Regions from separate parts of the Homo sapiens genome. Here region 2 is linked to region 1. A link is an interaction called in ENCODE POLR2A ChIA-PET data of the cell type or tissue named here. Cell type or tissue: MCF 10A. All regions are shown on one strand. Region 1 overlaps AFF1 (ALF transcription elongation factor 1). Region 2 overlaps AFF1 (ALF transcription elongation factor 1).

The links. ChIA-PET counts read pairs that join two places held together with the same protein. Peaks named below come from ENCODE experiments on the same cell type or tissue, not always from the same donor. Only the 100,000 strongest peaks of a DNase experiment are listed, where the experiment ranks them.
Region 2: POLR2A ChIA-PET joins it to region 1 with 5 read pairs; 2 of 35 experiments call an interaction of 5 or more read pairs at or near these places.

Annotation. Positions count from the first base shown.
Region 1 is chr4:87,120,161-87,124,160 of GRCh38, reverse strand. All of the region lies in intron 12 of AFF1 (ALF transcription elongation factor 1), which reads right to left. Among named protein-coding and RNA genes, the nearest start is that of KLHL8, 98 kb to the left of the region's middle. RefSeq lists an enhancer at 3,455-4,000. In MCF 10A, no CTCF peak of the experiment used is centred here; DNase peaks (open chromatin) are centred at 1,690, 2,290 and 3,130.
Region 2 is chr4:86,973,466-86,977,465 of GRCh38, reverse strand. All of the region lies in intron 2 of AFF1 (ALF transcription elongation factor 1), which reads right to left. Among named protein-coding and RNA genes, the nearest start is that of AFF1, 40 kb to the right of the region's middle. RefSeq lists a silencer at 3,355-3,649. In MCF 10A, no CTCF peak of the experiment used is centred here; a DNase peak (open chromatin) is centred at 155.

The sequences.
Region 1 (4,000 bases):
AAAACAACACAGAATTCTTCCACGATGAAAGTCTTTCTTGCATTCTTGTGCCTCACTTGTTAGCACATACACCAGCTTTCTAAGGAGTCTGACATGCAGACTCCCTGACGGCCTCCTTCCCATGGCTCTGGGTTCAGGAGGAAGCCCACATACTGTCTAGCAGGTGGCAGGTAAGTGATGGGTGAGACCCTTCAATTAATTCTCATGTGCATTTAGAACGAAACTTCCTAAGTGTCAGGTCACCAAGTTAGAAATCTGGGACACCAGTCAATTTAGGACAATCCCTAACAAACCTGAAATCCTCTCTTAAAAAATAAAAAACTTCAAATTAACTGTGGGAGGTCCCAGTTTTCCTGTGTCTTCCTCTCCTCCCGAGTTTAAGAAAAATGAATAATTTAAGATGTGTAGGCTCCAAATCTGCCCAGACACCAATAAGCAGCCTGGCTCCACACAAAATAATAGAAAACAGAAAAAAAACAAAATTCCCTTCTCCTGGCATCCTACAAATCAGTGTGCCTGCATCTGCACATCCATCCAGCCCTTCACAGGCTCCTTTGGAAAAGACACTTTTATTCATTTATGCAGTGTCTTGTTTCAAAACGGCTTCCTTCAGAGTGGCTTACAAAGATACCTGTTTTTAATCTTGCGGCATGTGCACAAGTGAGAATGTTAAGAAGGGAAAATACAGGAGGAAGAAATAAATTAAGGCCAAGTGAAGGCTCGTACCCTCGGGAGGCTATCAGTTCTCACTGTCCTGCATGCTACCATCTGGCAGCTGCAGCCACAGCCACATCTAGGGAGCACCTGAACTTGAATGGTGTTAGTCTGAAATGACTTAGTAGAAAAAAGAGAATGTAATATTTTTATATTGATTTTTTTACTGATGTATAACAGACTTACATATTTTGGGAGTTGATTAAAGTAATCTTTTAGGTATACTGGATTAGATATAATTATTAAAATGTTAGGCTGGGCGCGGTGGCTCATGCCTGTAATCCCAGCACTTTGGGAGGCCAAGGTGGATGGATGACTTGAGGTCAGGAGTTCAAGACCAGTCTGGCCAACATTGTGAAACTCCATCTCTACTAAAAACATAAAAATTAGTCGAGTGTGGTGGTGCGTGCCTGTAGTCCCAGCTACTCAGGAAGCTGAGGCCAAGAATCACTAGAACCCAGGAGGTGGAGGGTGCAGTGAGCTGAGATTGCGCCACTGCACTCCAGCCTGGGCATCAGAATGAGACTGTCTCAAAAAGAATTTTTTTTTTTTTTTTTTTTTTTTTACTAATTTTCCATTTCCTCCCCTTTTATAGTTTTTAATGTGGTATTAGAAAAGTTTAAATTACATATGTGGCTTATATTCTATTTCTACTTGACAGCACAGTTCTTCACAGTTTGCTATAGACAATCTGAAAATTGGGTTCTGAACTACTAATCAGATTAGCCAATGCAAAGAAGGAATTATAAATATACTGCTTAGATAAGATAAAAACATATCAGCTACTCAGAAATGTAATAATTCATTAGAGAAGTTGGAAAAATGTACCTTGAAGGACTGAAAAGGGAGACAATATGAAATAAGCAACCGAGTTCTAAACCCACAAATGAAATGCAATAGGAAATTCTACACAGCTGTTTCTCCTGCAAGCATGGACCCATAGCAGATCCTGGAGCACAATTTAGAGTGGCCACATGCCAACAAGAAGCTTGCTGGGGCATTGCGACAGGGCTCTGCGCAGCATACAAACCTCCGTTCAACAACTCAGAGTGCTAACACTTGAGAGACAGTGAATAATGGTGGAGAGAAAAACAATCAATTGGAAATGATGGGGTTAAAATAGAACCTGACTTCTGGTACTGGTAACTCTCTTGTCAATCAAGCACCTAATTATGCCCAGGTTACCCTGTTACCAAACGGCCCAGTGAACTGTAGTGAGTTTTAGATGAAAGGCAGTATAGCCGGCCCAAGAAACATTACAAGACAGAAACTTTGTCTTTGAAAAGTCAAAATTTGCTAAAATATCCAGATCGATACTAAATTGAACATTAGGTACTAAAGTATACTTTTTTAAATGAAAGGTATTTCCAGGCAGTTAATGACACATTAAGGCCCCCAAGGCAAAACTAAGCATTAACAAGGCTACTTCTTAAAGAAAACACCAAAGTCTAGCAGTGAAATGAGAGCTGATTTTTGTTCATATAGTTTCATTTTGCTTAGGACATGCTGGTTGTGACTATAAGCCAATCTGGCAGACCTTATAGACCACACATGAAGATACAAGTCAGGGCAAATCAATCCTCACAGACTGGTTATAGCTCTGGCTGTGCCAATCGGTGACTCAAGTAGACAGCCAACAAGAGAGAATGCAGTGAGCACTAACTTCAGCGCCAGCATCTAACAACTGCATTGGCACTTACTGGAATAATATGCTTTATATTGATATTTAGCAACCTAGAAGCAGATAATATTCTATAAGCTGGTAGAAAGGAAGCCATCAAACTAAATAAAGCAAAAGTCCCCTTCTGCTGATTTTGCTTAACTGTTGAGATCAAGCCAGCGGGCATGAAGTTAGTGGTTTTTTGTACACTATGCACTTAGAACTTTGTCATCTTCTGTCTGGAACAGCCACAGAGGCTTCCCCAGAGTAGGCACTCGGTATTTGTCAGTTGGCACAGAAATTCAGCTTAACAGCTCAGGGACACAGCTGAGGGCACTGGATGCAGGACTGCATTACAACTTTAAGTGGATGGATGTAGGAAAGGGTCATTAACATGGGAGCCATGCAATATTGGGTGAGCAGAAATGCAGACCAAAATTCCAAGAACAAGACCTGCCGTAAAACAGGAGGCATGCTGTTCTTTAGATTTTTCTGGGTCAAGAAGCCATTCAGATGAGGTGATACTCTCTCTTCAGGAGGAAAAAGGAGTCCCTTTGCCCTGTGGTTTATCCCCAGGTCATCCCCACTTCAGGGAATCTGGCTTAAGGTCTGGGTTTCAGAAATTCTTTTTCTACTAGGTTAGTTGTCTCAAGGATGGTGCCTCACCTTCCACAAAGGGAGGCTGCCGGCTGACGAATTGGTCCTCACAGACTTGTTTGCTTTTCTTAACCTGTTGGGTCAGGCAGCCCTGATCATCTCTGCCAGATGCTGCTCCACCCACAGTGGAGCACAGGGCAAGAGTGAAGGCCATAAAAGGAAGACATGGGCTTGCAAGGGGCCAAGTCAGTTTCCGTCAGGGAAAGCCTCTCGGCAGGCTGCGCTGCCGTGCAGCCAGCTCACCAAGCAGACACTTGTAGGAAGCAGGGAAAAGGTGGCTTTTTCCAGAACTGACACTTATTTGGTGCCATAGAGATTCTAGCAGATGGAAAGATGTAGTGAACCAGGAGTTTGGCTGTGAAGGAAGATGGGAGCATCTGCAGGAGTAGCTAAAGTGGAGTAGGAATGTGTGTGGGCACTGAGTGGCAGTGGTGGGGGCCGTGGAGGAACCAAGCCGGGGCTGACGCGGTAACCACCTTATTCACCGGCAGCGCCAGAGCCAGTACGCCGACCTTGTGCGCCTCTTGAGAATCCTCCCAACAGACACTTGTACGGAGAAAACACATGTGAAAAAGAGGAAAGCTCACGGGACTGGGAGGAGGCAGCATGCCTGAGCTGCAGATCTATTTTTACTCAGCAGTCAAGCCATGTTAGTGCCTTTTTGGATCTCATCTATAAAAGGTGGCAGCTGATCAAGGGACCACTAAGGTTCTTTCCGCACCTAAATTCTAAGGCTCTATTATCCTCTTCCAAAAGGAAGCAAATGAGCTTGGTAGCACATGCAACACAGAAAACTGGAGAAGCAGTCTTTGGGGAAATTCAGGGACTTCCCTGTGATTCGCCTCGGAAGGAGATTCAATATGAAAAAGACACAAGGGACACCAATTCAAGTTTGTACCAAGATCAGGCCCAGGGACTTGCTGTGCAGACAGGTTATGTTCACTGGGGTGAGTGCTACAGAAAAGGGAA
Region 2 (4,000 bases), 150 kb after region 1:
TCTGCAGTTTCACTTTCCATGGTTTCAGTTACCCACAGTCATCCAAGGTCTAAAAATATTAAATGGAAAATTCCACAAATAAGCAATTCATAAGTTTTAAATTGCACACAATTCTAAGTAGTGTGATGAAATTTCTCGCTGTCCTCTCCGTCCCACCTGGGACGTGAATCATCCCTTTGTCCAGTATATCTACACTACAGATACTACTCACCTGTAAGTCACTCAGTAGCTGTTTCAGTTATGAGATTGAAAATACATACTATATAGTGTATAGGGTGCAGTACTATCTGTGACTTCAGGACTCACTGGGGGTCTTAGAATGTATCTGTCTCATATGGGGGGACTACTTACTGTATTTGAAAAACAGAAACATGATCAAGTTATTCCACTGCAAATAGGCCTTCATGGATTTCCAACAGGTCAAAGATTATTTCCATGCAATAAAATGCCCACAGGCACCATCACCTGCATTTATTGGGCACTTGCTGTGTGCCAGACATTGTTCCAAGAATTTCCTAAGTATTAAGTTACTTAATCACTACAATAACCTGACAAGGTAGGTGCTATCATCATTTCAGTGTTACAGATGAGGAAACTGAGGCACAAAGAGTTACAAACCTTGCCCTAGACATCAGGTATGGGCATGTGAGACACCGAGGTAGGCACCCAGTTCTGGCTCCAGAGCCCATTTCTTTTTCTTAACTTTTACTTTAGGTTCAGGGGTACACATGCAAGTTTGTTATACAGGTAAATTGCATGTTGTGGGAGCTTGGTGCACAGATTATTTCGTCACCCAGGTAATAAGCATAGTACATGTTAGGTCATTTTTCAATCCTCCCCCTCCATCCTCTGGTAGGGCCCTGGGGTCTGTTGTTCCCTTCTTTCTGTCCATATGTACTTGATATTTAGCTTCCGCTTGTGAGAACATGTGGTATTCGGTTTTCTGTTTCTGAGTTAGTTTGCTTAGGATAATGACCTCCAGCTCCATGCACATTGATGCAAAGGACATGATCTCATTCTTTTTCATGGGTGCGTGATATGACATGGTGTATATGTACCACATTTTCTTTATCTAGTCTACCACTGGCACCTAGGTTGATTCCATGGTTGATTCCATAATGCGGAGCGCCTTTCTACACCACCCACCTCTCTGCCTCCTTACCTGCCTCTGGGCTCCTTGCAATGCAAAATGCCAGTAATAATACCAGAATGTGAGTATAGATGTGTTAAATACTGTGAACACAACCCAAATTGTTTTAAACCTCTGTGCTTCTGCATGGAAAGCCCTACAGCCAACCCTCCCCACATCCTTCCACTGCAGGGCAATAAAAACTCTGTGTGCCCCTCCCACTACAGAAGTTCCCTTCCTTGTTACATCCCTCCATCATTGAACTTAACACACTGTATTATAACCATTCATTTACATTTACACTTCTTCTCGTAGGCCTGCTATACTCACCCTATAATAATTATTATATGATACCGTAATTACTTGTTTAAATGTCTTTTTTAAAATGTCACCTCCTCAAAGAGGCCAATCCTGACCCTCCTCTTTATCTAAAATTGATCTTCATGCCCTCTCAAGTCACTTGTTTTCTCAGATCAAAGGGGCTTTTCCCCCTTCACAGTACTTCTCATAGGTCAATTTTAAATATTTGACTTCTGTCTCCCCCAATACAACATACACCTTATGGGGGCAAAAGAATAACTGTGTTTTATTTGTCACTGTATTTTCAACACCTAACTCTGATAAGGAGGTAGTATTAAGTGTTTATATACCTGCATCCTTGTATTAGTTCCTTGGGGGGAGAAAAAAAAGGCTGTCTTAATGAGTTTTGTATCCTCAACACACAGCATGTGGGAAAACCTCAATAACTATTTGTTGGACTGAAACCAAATAAAGATTAAGGTGGAAGACTGAGCACAGTGGCTCACACCTGTAATCCCAGCACTTTGGGAGGCCGAGGCAGGAGGATCACTTGAGACCAGGAGTTCGAGACCAGCCTGGGCAATGTTGTGAAACCTCATCTCAACAAGAAATATAAAAATTAGCTATGTGTGGTGGTGTGCACCTGTAGTCCCAGCTACTTGGGAGGTGGAGGTGGGAGTATGGCTTGAGCCCAGGAGGTCAAGGCTGCAGTGGGTAGAGACTGCACCACTGCACTCCAGCCTGGGTAACAGAGTGAGACGCTATCTCAAAAACAAAACAAACAAAAAAAGAGGTTAAGGTGGGATAAATAGGATTTCCCTAAAAAAACAAAGTAGTGTCGGAAGGGACCAATATGGTCAGAAACACAGAGGAATGGGAAAACATGGCTTTTGGGGGAAAGGAGCAAAAACTGAGGTTGTATTATAGGGTGCACAAGAGAGAAGTAGGAAAAGCACTAAAGAGATAAGTGCGTATTGGGTTGCAAAGAGACTTGCAATAGTTTTCTTTAGGGAGCATAATGATCTATTAGGGAGTTTTTCAAGCAGTCATGGTTTTACAAAAATCTTTATAGCACGGACACAGGGGGATGGAAGAGGCAACAGTTAGCTGGAGAATATCACTCATAAGATGAAAGAGGGTAAGGAAAAAGCCTAGAATTTGAAACCAGAAACGATGGCAAAATACCTTCACCACAAACCGACAACTTGGTTTTTGTATTACGACGCCCGTTTTAGTCACCAAAGCTCTTTTCTGAATTTAACTTAACGTGAGCAAAACACCGTGTACAGCTCTTTATGTATGAAATGTTTTCCTGTGATTTCACAACACTGGCCTTTAAAATATTTTACATGACTATTGCTAATTAGAAAAAATACCATCCTTTCAGGAAATCAGAAGTTAGCAATTTTGGATGGCATTTCCTGTCTAATACCTTCATCTGCACTTCAAATCTTGGAAAAACAGCAGCTTCATAGCAACCAGTTACAATGGCAGAACAGCCACAGAAGGAGAATATATTTAATATAAATCCCTGCATTTAAACAAACTAAAAAGTTTAAGAAGGATAAAATTTAAATAAATGAGTTGGGCAGGGCATGTTGGCTCAAGACTGTATAATCCCAGCACTTTGGGAGACCGAGGCAGGCGCATCCTGAGGTCAGGAGTTAGAGTCCAATCTGGCCAACATGGTAAAACCCCGTCTCTACTAAAAATACAAAAAAATTAGCCCGGCGTGGTGGCATGTGCCTGTAACTCCAGCCACTTGGGAGGCTGAGGCAGGAGAATCACTTGAAGCTGGGAGGCAGAGGTTGCAGTGAGCCAAGATCACACCACTGCACTCCAGCCTGGGCAACAGAAGCGAAAGCACCATCTCAAAAATAAATAAATAAATAAGTTGAATTCTGCCATAGCACTGCTCCAAGTAAGATGGCATGACCCAAAGGGCCCCAAAAGAAAAAGAATTACCAGGGTTCTCATTAGAAAGATTTCATCCGTGACACTTTGCTGTTTTCTATGATCCTTTAACACTTTATTTGCTCTTCTGCTAGAGCGTTTATCACATTGTTTCACAATCTGGCTGTGTGCTTATCTGCCAGGTTAAACAGAACAGGGACTCCCATTTTTCTATTCTCGTATTCTCTCCCATAGGTCATCTTTGATCTATCAGATTTTAAGGCATCATCTGACAGCAGATCTTCAATAAGTATCTGTGGCATGAAGGAAAAGGGAAAGGAAAAGGGAAAGGAAAAAGGAAAGGAAGAAAGGAAGAAAAGAAAAAAAAGAAAGGAAAAGAGAAAAGAGAAAGGAAAAAAGAAAAGAAAAGAAAGAAAACGTTAACTCTGGAAAAGGCAGGTCCTCATAATAAACATTTGCTGAGTCTAGGTAAGAAATCAGCAGACCTGTTATTTGGATACTTCCTTTCTCTTTACCAAATCAATCTGCTTCCAGAAATAAATAAGGAAAAAGACAAGTTGCTACACCAGTCCAAATTCAATACATTAAAAAATTTTGGCCATACCATAACCTACATACTTCCTTTTTTCTCTACCGTAAGGGGTGTAGTAATTTAAG